2 separate regions of the Mus musculus genome follow, and region 1 is linked to region 2. A link is a loop called in an ENCODE intact Hi-C map of the cell type or tissue named here. Cell type or tissue: heart. All regions are shown on one strand. Region 1 has its middle 8.4 kb from the start of Alpk3. Region 2 overlaps Iqgap1 (IQ motif containing GTPase activating protein 1).

Region 1 (5,000 bases), 310 kb before region 2:
CCTGGGCTACATAGTGAATTTTAGTTGTACTAAAACATGAGACCGAGTCTCAAAAAAAAAAAAAAAAAAAAAAAAAAGTCCAGACTTCAGATCAGGGTCTGGAAAGGGCCAGCAGTGGGTACCTGTCAGGATGAAGCAAGACCGTGGATCAGGAGATGCACCAGGGATGCAAGCCTTTCAAGCAGAAACAAACAAGGGGCAAACAAACAAACAAACACGGGAGGAGCCAAAAGCTGTGGGGATGCACCACCTGCCACAGGAGGAATTCCAAAATCTTGCAAGAGAACTGGAGAAAAGATTCAGCTATCAAGGCTACATCTTGCAGAGGACCCAGGTTGAATCCCAGCACCCACGTGATGACTCACAACCATCGGTAACTCTAGCTTCAGGGGATCTGACAGCCTCTCTGTGCAGCGGGCATGTACACAGTGCAGATACATACACTCAGAGACAAAGCACCCATAGACATAAAATTATACATTTATTAATTAATGAAATCTGAAAAAGCCAGGCGTGGTGGTGCACGCCTTTAATCCCAGCACTCGGGAGGCAGAGGCAGAGGCAGGCAGATTTCTGAGTTTGAGGCCAGCCTGGTCTACAGGGTGAGTTCCAGGACAGCCAGGGCTATACAGAGAAACCCTGTCTTGAAACACCCCCACCCCCAAAACAAAACAAAACAAAACAAAACAAAACAAAACAAAACAAAACAAAACAAAACCAAAAACCAAAAAGGAAATCCAGCAAAAACCGAGCTGCTCCTTGTGGCTGAGGTGATGGTGACTCTTTCCTAACTGTTCTTTTCCATCTGTAGCTGGGATGATCTGTCCCCTTAGGATGGCCCTCCAATATAACCAACGTTTGTAAATACTTAAATATAGGAATTAAGAGTCTACCTTCTCTTTCACCTTCCTCCCTTCCAAAGGCCATTTGTTCCTTCAAAGCATGGGGCTGGGAGGAGCTGGGGGAATGGAGACCCTGTGTACGGTGGGTATGGTAACACATACCTGTAGATCCCAGGAGGCTGTGGGATGACTGTTATGAGCTAGGTGCTAGCCTGAGCTACATACTGAGACCCTGCCACAGAAAACAAAAGGGAAAAAGCAAAGTAAGAGAACTGCTGTGAGCCTGGGCTATACAGGGAGACCCTGTCTCAGAAAACTAAACAAACCAACCAACCCCACAGGACAAAGTGAAGTTATTGGGCAATAACGCCAGCTTTGAAGAAAAGCTGCCATTACCAACCTGTCACAACAACCTCTGCTTCAGAGTGTATTATGGTTCCCTTCTAAGGTCCCCAAAACTCGGGGCCTTCTCAGCAGTCAGCTCTCAGCTTCCTGCCCTCCCTGCTGGGCTTCTCTCTCTACAGACTATAAAGTCTATCAAGTGTTTGCTTTTCCCTGAGAGAATAACCCTTCCTTTCACTTCTGAACTTCGAAGAAGAGCCCAAAAGGAACTCCCACCACCACCACCTTATCAAGCTGTGATGGGTTAGCTGACTTGGGTCTCAAAGTACAGACAACGGCCTTCTGAGAACAAGGGCAAAGCAACCCCATGGCTATGCCCAACAAGAATGGCCAGCTGCCAGGTTCTGAGGGCTAACTAGATCTCCTAGAGACCGAGAGTGCCCCAAACTGGGACGGAGGTAAGTTGAAGACAAAATATACAGTTACAGGGTCCAAACAGTGTTGACAAGAAGGGAACTTGGCATCATTAAGTATCCCTCTACCTTGATCCCCACGCTGACATCACAGGGTCTCAACACTAGCTAGAATGTTGATCCGGGAGATGCCCAGTCCCTGCACGCACAGCTCCAGGCTGTAAACACACCCATTTACACACACACACACACACACACACACACACACACACACACACACACACAGGGACTACTTCCTCTCATTCTCATTTTTCCTTGATTCAAATTAGACTCCATTCTAAGACAGCTCAAATTCTGGGACCACAGAAGCCCCTCAAATGTGCAGACACAGCACCCATGGGAAATCGTTTCATTGTTCTTGAGACAGGATTTCACTCTGTGGTATGTGGATACCACGGACTTCATAATGTAGACCACGCTGACCTCAAATTTGACATCTGCCTGCCTCTGCTTTCAGAATGCTCAAAAGGTGTGCGCCACCATGTCTTCCTTGCTCTTTCCCTTTTTAAATGTGTGAGGTGCATGTGTGCATACTTGGCCTTGTGGGACATATAGAGGCCAGGGGTTGCTTTTCCATGACTACTCTTTGAGCTAAGGTCTCTTAGTGAATCAGAAGCTCACTGTGCTAAACTGACTGGCCAATGAGTCCTTAGGATCCTCTTGTCAACACACACACACACACACACACACACACACACACACACACACACACACCCTCACTGGGACTACTTTCTCTTTGTTCTCATTTTAAAGCCAAATCCTAGCATGAGAATTCAACAAAACCCAGAAGACCCTGTTCTTCTTTTTATCCATGAGATTCTATTACCTCACACTGCAGGCTAGCTATCCTTCCTTCAAGCTGATCTGCTGTGTGTGTGTGTGTGTGTGTGTGTGTGTGTGGCCACCACACATGGGCTAGGCAAGCATACCAGCATTGAGATATATCTCTGGCCTGATTCTTACTTTTTTTTTTTTTTTTTTTTTTTTTTTTTTTTTTTTGGTTTTTTGAGACAGGGTTTCTCTGTATAGCCCTGGCTGGCCTCGAACTCATAAATCCGCCTGCCTCTGCCTCCCGAGTGCTGGGATTAAAGGCATCCGTCACCACGCCAGGCCTTACTTTCTTTCTTGAGACAGGGTCTAAGCTATATATTCTTGGGCCTGGCAGGCCTTGAACTTTCCATACTCCTGCCTCAGCCTCTGAGCGGCTGGGATTGCAACCCTGTGCCACTGGGTCATACCACAGTACTTTCAAATGCTTGTCTGATCTCTCTCCAAGAGCTTAGGTAGCCCTCAGCTCAAGCAACTGAGCCTCTGTTCCAGGAGGGTGGAGCCTCTGGGTCCTGCCCTTGTGGAATGAGCTGGCCAGTCTGGCATGTTCCTATCCAGGGACTGGAGATGCAGCCACAGCTGTGTTGGAGCAAGTGGAAACCAATTGAAGGATTACTGCTAACAAGAAGGCACTCTGATCCTAGTGTGAATGGAAGGGGAATTTGGGTCCCCCAAAGTAAGGCTACCCAGCTGCGTGTTCCTTCTTGCCTACATGCTCTGACTGAATGCCACACTGCCATACGTCCAGGCCCTTTCCAGAGGAAAGGGTGCCCGGGGTCACAGGGCAGCAGTTAGTTGAGCCCAGAAAACCAACTCATCTTCAACTGAGCCTAGAAAAATCTCCCAACCTTGGCTTCTCCTTTTAGCATGAACTAACCTTTTATCTCCCTATCAAGTCTTCCTTTCTGAGCTGTATCCCTGGCTTTTCCCTTTGTTCTCATTTTGATATAGAGCCTTCGCATTCCTCTAAGTTAGCCAAGCTGGTCTAGAACTTGAACCTCTTTCCCTCAGGACCCTGGGTGCCAGGTTCACAGGCTTGTGCTGCCAAGGTTTTTTCAAAGCAATCTTTAGTGGCCTTAGCTCTCCATCTCCTAAACATCTTCTCATTCCTCTGAGATTTTGAATGCCTCACAGTAACAACTGCTACCATTTCTGCCCACGCAAGTGACACCACTAACAAATCCAGCTACCACCTGTCCCATTCGCTTCTTACTCCATTATCGACCCCCACCCTATCCTCCAATGGGAGGGGTTGAACACAGAACCTCCAGGCAGATGTCTCACCACTGAGCCACAGCCCCAAGCCTAGCTCAGCTCCCAGTCCAGTCAGGGTTTGAGCATGTGGCTCCTTTCTGCTGCTGGGCTGGACAGCAGGCCTGCCTGGACCTCCACAGCTTTTTCACTTCCATCATTTCCTCACAGATTTTGAGACAGAGTCTTTCCTATATAGCTAGAGCTGGCCCAGAACTCACTCTGTAGACCAGGCTGGCTCAAAGGCAGATCTTTCTGCCTCTGCCTCTCAAGTGCTGGGATTACAACTCTTGCATGTGACACCATACCTGACTTCCTTGTTTCTTTCTTTCTTCGTTTTGGATCACTACAGGCTGGCCTCCACTCACTGGGTAGAGACATGACCACGAACTCCTGATCTTTTCGCCTCTGCCTCTCTGGTGCTGTAATTAAGGTGTGTGACACCTAGCTTTGGCTGCACTCTAAAAATCATATCCAAAAGCTTCTTGAACAGTACCAGTCTAGGAAAGAACTGTGAGATCCCCTCAGGCAAAGCTTCTTAGAGAGTAGCACGCCTTTAACACTAGCACTCAGGAGGCAGAGGCTGGAAGATCTCTGAGTTCAAAGCCAGCCTGGTTTACAGCGAGGGCTCCACAAGAGCCAGGAACACAGACAGCCTTAGTCTCAACAGACACACACACACACACAGAGCCATTTCTCTACTTCAGAGAATGGAGGCAAAGGTAGTGGAATGGGCTTGACTTTAGGTCTAGTGCATCAGGACAATGGCTATGTATGTGACAGCACTGTGACCCTTGAAGTTAGTGATATTACAGGTCTATAGTCACTTGAGCACTTAATGAGATGGCTCTCCTCCCAGTTGTAATTGGAATAAATGACTTTACCTTATTTCTATGACCCATTTCCCACACAGCCAATAACATGTATTGGTTTCTAGTATTCTTGCATGTAACACAATTTAAAATTAAAAAATATATATATAGGAGTGTAGTGGCTTACACCTGTCATTTTGGTAGTTGGGAGCCTGAGGCAGATGGGTCTCATGACTTTAAGGCCAGCCTAGACTATAGAATGAATTTTAGACTAGCCTATGCTAGAGATTAAAACTATCTTTATATACACACATTTTTTTTTTTTAGTTTTTTATTTTATTTTTGTTTTTGTTTTGAGACAGGGTTTCTCTGTGTAGCCCTGGCTGTTTTGGAACTCACTCTTTAGACCAGGCTGTCCTAGAACTCAGAAATCCACCTGCCTCTGCCTCCAA
Region 2 (5,000 bases):
ACAGGGAGTGTGGAGTCCAGCCTTGTCTAACAGGGAGTGTAGTGGCTGATATATATATATATATATATATAATTTTTTTTATAGATAACCCTTTTCTAATTCCACCAACTATCATTTTCTGTTCTTTTTTTGCCTACTTAGAAACTAAGACTCCATTTCCAGATTTTTTGGTTCAGTGAATCATCTCATTTGTCTGCCTGTTATCTATGCTTTTATTATAAATAGCATCCCAGTGATGTCCAACTATACTGAGGACTGGTTAGTTTACGACAAGTTCTCTAACTGCTTACCGTCCTATCCACATGGCTAGGACTGCAGACTCACCACTCTGCCCAGCTGACATTGTTTCCAGAATTTTGTTCTGGGTGATTTTGTCCTTTAGGGCTTTAACTTTAGATATTTCGAGTTTAGGGTATTTATTAATTATTTCATTTATTTGGGGGTTGGATACGTGTAGATGTCACAGAACAAGTTGCAACTTGTTCCCGTCTAACATGTGATATCGCCCTGGTTGCCGGGCTTGGCAGCAAGCACCATTACCTATTGAGCTTTCTCACCAGCCTCCCCCACCCCCATTTATTTGTTAGTTTATATGTCTATGTTTTGCCTGCTTATCTATCTATGCATGCCTAGTGCCCAAGAAGGCCTGAAGAGCGAGTCAGATCTCCTGGAACTGGAATCACAGATGAATGTGAGCTGCCGTGTGGGTGCTGGGATTTGAACTCAGGTCCTCTGGAAAACAGCCAATGCTCTTAAGCGCTGAGCCATCTTTCCAGCCCCCACCAGCCTTGTTTGTTTGTTTGTTTGTTTGTTTTTAAACCTTGGTTGTTCATTTGTTTCTTCGTTCTTTACAGTGTGGGAAATTGACCCAAGGCTTCACACATACGAGGCTGAGCTACATATCCAACTGCCCCTAGTTGCTTCCTACCCAGCTTTGTGTAAATTTTACTTAGTGACAGTATCTTGATCCGTTGTTCACATTGGATAACCTGGTAGCCCTTTTTCTTGACCTCTTGAGTAACTAGGATTACAGACGCGTGCCATCATGCACAGCTAAAGAGTATGTTTATGTGTTTGTTTATTGTGTTGTTAGACCTGAAGCCAGGGTATTGGGCATGCTGGTTGGGCACTCTGCCCCTGAGCTGTAGGCCTGTCCCTTAAGATATGTATGCCCTTAGTTGGTGGCATGCTTGAAGCTGTGGGTTTCCCCTCACAGACTGCATAAACTAGGCATGCATGGTGTTACATGCCTTCAGTCCTTGCCCTTGGGAAGTGGAAGCAGGAAGATGTTCAAGGTCACCTTTAGCCACAGAGTAAGTTGAAGGCCAGCATAGGGACAGGAGGCCCCCCCCCCCTTTTTTTTAAGAGTCATGATTTTTAAGATCAACTCCTAGAAATTGACTTGCCAATTACATGGACATTTTCCCTCTGATCCCATGGGGAAATCCATGGCGTGGGTTCTTCACACAGGCGGGTGGCAGTAGGAGCTTGTGTTGTGGGAAACAGGATGAAATCGGCCGTGTGGTGGGATGGGCCAGCGTGGTGCATGCAGCTGGACAGGTGCACAAGTCCTTCCTCACAGCGCCCGTGGTCTCGTCTCTGTCAGCCTTTTGATCAGCCTGTTGGTTTTTGTTTCTAGGATGTGGTTTCCCATAGTAAAAAACTTACCAAAAAAAATAAGGAACAGCTGTCCGACATGATGATGATAAACAAGCAGAAGGGCGGGCTCAAGGCTTTGAGCAAAGAGAAGAGGGAGAAGCTGGAGGCCTATCAGCATCTCTTTTATCTCCTGCAGGCAAGTGGCTCCTGGGTGGCTTGTGTACAACCTGGTTGACTGACTTCTCCGGGGGAACCTCCCACAGATCCCTGTAGGAGTCCTACCTGGTTTCCACTGAGGGATATGTGAGGGGCTGTCTTGTTTTCCTTCTGTAAATTGCAATCCTTGAAGTTTTACAAAGCATGAGCTTGGGAGGGGTAAGTTCAGGAGGCCTCGACCTTAGCCAAAGAGCTACAGGCAACTATGCTGAGAGCAGGAGAAACGGCCTTCCCCAGGGGAGAGTGGACTAACTCGTTATCCAGTACCAAACAGTCAGCCTGAAGATACACACACACACACACACACACACACACACACACACACGGACACACACGCACACACACTCTCACACACATGAATACACACTCACACACACACACACGCAACACTATACAGACTGAGCAGGTTGTAACTATGTATTTATAGATCAACAATTAAAGAAAAAGAGGCCATGAGTTTGCGAGTGTAAGGGTGGGTGTATAGGAGGCATTGTGGGAGGAATCAGAAGGGAGAAATAATAAAATTATACTTTCAAAATTAATATTTAAAAAAGACAATGAAAAGACAAGCCTAGAAGTTTCTGATGTGTTGGCTTCTTTTCAGACCAACCCTACCTATCTGGCCAAGCTGATCTTTCAGATGCCACAAAACAAGTCCACCAAATTCATGGACTCTGTGATCTTCACGCTGTACAACTATGCATCTAACCAGCGGGAGGAGTACCTGCTGCTGCGGCTCTTCCAGACAGCTCTGCAGGAGGAGATCAAGTACGGAGAGGGAGGGCGGGTGGGCCTGTCGCCAGAGATGCTCACAGTTCAGACGCAGGCAACCTTTGCCTTTCCTTGGTCTCAATTTATGAGAAATACTGTTTTTAAAGTATCTACTTTTTAATAGCTAGTATCAAGTATTGTTAGCCTCCTACCATGGCCGTGCAGTCCTGAAATCCCAGCATTCTAGAGGGTGGGCAGGAGGCTGATAGTTAACAGGATTAATGCCCAGGACAGGTCTTCACACCACGGTGTCTTAGTTAGCTTTCCATTGCTGTGAGGAGGCACCGTGGCCAAGGCAACTCTTATAAAGAACAACATTTAATTGGGGCTGGCTTATGGATTCTGAGGTTCTGTCCATTATCATGGCGGAAAGTGTGACAGTGTCCCGGCAGGCATGGTGTTGGAGGAGCTGAGAGTTCTACATCTTGTTCTGAAGGCGAACAGGAGAAGATTGACTTCCAGGCAACTAGGATGAGGGTCTCAAAGTCCAGCCCCACAGTGACACCCGTCCTCCAGCAAGGCCACTCCTCCTAATAGTGCCACTCCGCAGGCTAAGCGTACACCACACAAAGCATTACTGTGTCCAGTGTGGTCACCTGTCCATCCCTGTCTAGTTTCCCCATCATTTAGAGGCACGGAAGACCTTTTAATCTTGCAGCTGAACTAGACAGTAGCTAAGTCTCAGCAGTTACTACTATAGCATAGTTGTTACAGTTATGAATGACTCTTGAGAGACAGCCGGGAGTAGCTGGCAAGATGGCTCAGTGGGTATAAAGTGCTTGCTACCAAGCCTGATGACGTGAGTTCAGTCCTCAGAGCACATGGTAGAAAGAACTGACTCATTCTCTGACCCTCGCATACATTCTGTTCTAGATAAATAACTATACATAACTTTTAAAAGGAAGAATGGGCTGGTATGGTGGCTGTAATCCCAGCATTCAGGAGGCCAAGGCAAGAAAATCAGAGACCCTGTCTCAAATGAAACAAGTATTGTCAGGAGGCAATGACAGAGGCAGGAGGATTAGGAGTTTGAGGCCAGCCTCAGCAACATAGACTATCTCGGGGAAACGATGTGACAGTACTGGTCCCGATGTGGAGCTCCGGCCATGACTCTTACACCCGAGTGGGCAGCTACCAGAAGGTTCTGGGAATGCTGGGAAATGCTTCCAGGGGAAGACTTGACCTGTTTCCATAAGAGCATCTATAGGTCGATAGATCCTGAGGTTAGTTTAAATGTTGTTTGTGTTTGGCATCTCATAGGTCAAAGGTGGATCAGATTCAAGAAATCGTGACAGGAAACCCTACGGTTATTAAGATGGTTGTAAGTTTCAACCGTGGTGCCCGGGGCCAGAATGCCCTCCGGCAGATCTTGGCCCCTGTCGTGAAGGAAATTATGGATGACAAGTCTCTCAACATCAAAACCGACCCTGTGGATATTTACAAGTCTTGGGTTAATCAGATGGAGTCGCAGACAGGAGAGGCGAGGTTGGTGCTCACAGCCCCTTTCTTTTGTGTTTGCTGTTTTCGTATCTGTTTAAAAAAAGCAGTTCCTTCTGATTTGCAAAGTAATGATTGTTCAAAGGACGTTTCCTGTCAGGCATGATGGCCCATGTCCACAGTCTCAGCACTTGGGTTCTAGAGGCAGAAAGGTCAGTCTTAGCTACACAGTGAGTTCCAGGCCAGCATAGACTACAAAGAAATACACATGCGCGCGCGCACACACACACACACACACACACACACACACACACACACACACTTTCCCTTTGAGAACTATGCTGTAAGTCGTCAAATTGATAATTCCCCTGTTTAGCAAATGCATGTAGGATCAAACCTAACAGTGAACGAGGCATGGATAGCAGAGCGCAGTGGGTAAGGCTCTTCTTCCTGTGTGATTCTGGAGAAGTGAATTTCCTCTCAAGTCCATGTGAACATGGAGAGAACCAGCCCCACGTGTGCTTTGTGCCTCACACCTCTCCCCATCACCATCGTCATCACCACCATCATCATCGTGAATGAAACAGACTTCTCCCCTTACCCATTCATAGCTTACTAGGGAACAGAGACAACAAACAGGTAAATAAAAGTTACAACCAAGGAAAGGTTTTTAAAACTTTCTGTAAGGTATCTACCCGAGTACAGGAGAGCGCTAATGCTGGCAGGCATTAGGGAGAACCGTCTGCAGAGGTGGGACTTCTTTTAGCTGGACCTAGAGGATGAGAAGGTAAGTGCTAGGTGCGGAGTGTGCGTGACTGACCGCCCTGCCAGCTGGCTGAGGGCCTAACAACCGGAAAGGATCTGGCTGTAACTGAAGCAGTTGAACAGCGAGGGGCCCTTGGCCCCGTGCAAGAGGGAAGGGCGTGAGGGTGAGTGGTGATCTCTGCCTGGGTAAAGCTAAGCCAAATGAATGTCTT

Evidence for each region. Hi-C counts contacts between places; a loop is a spot of excess contacts. Peaks named below come from ENCODE experiments on the same cell type or tissue, not always from the same donor. Only the 100,000 strongest peaks of a DNase experiment are listed, where the experiment ranks them.
Region 1: it touches region 2 in a loop (1.9-fold over the local background); 5 of 42 quality-filtered maps call a loop at or near these places.

Annotation. Positions count from the first base shown.
Region 1 is chr7:81,046,736-81,051,735 of GRCm38, reverse strand. No RefSeq gene overlaps it. Among named protein-coding and RNA genes, the nearest start is that of Alpk3, 8.4 kb to the left of the region's middle. In heart, no CTCF peak of the experiment used is centred here; a DNase peak (open chromatin) is centred at 3,005.
Region 2 is chr7:80,733,057-80,738,056 of GRCm38, reverse strand. It overlaps Iqgap1 (IQ motif containing GTPase activating protein 1), which reads left to right. Exons shown (of 38, transcript NM_016721.2): 24 at 1,640-1,795; 25 at 2,420-2,583; 26 at 3,847-4,071. Among named protein-coding and RNA genes, the nearest start is that of Crtc3, 47 kb to the right of the region's middle. In heart, no CTCF peak of the experiment used is centred here; no DNase peak of the experiment used is centred here.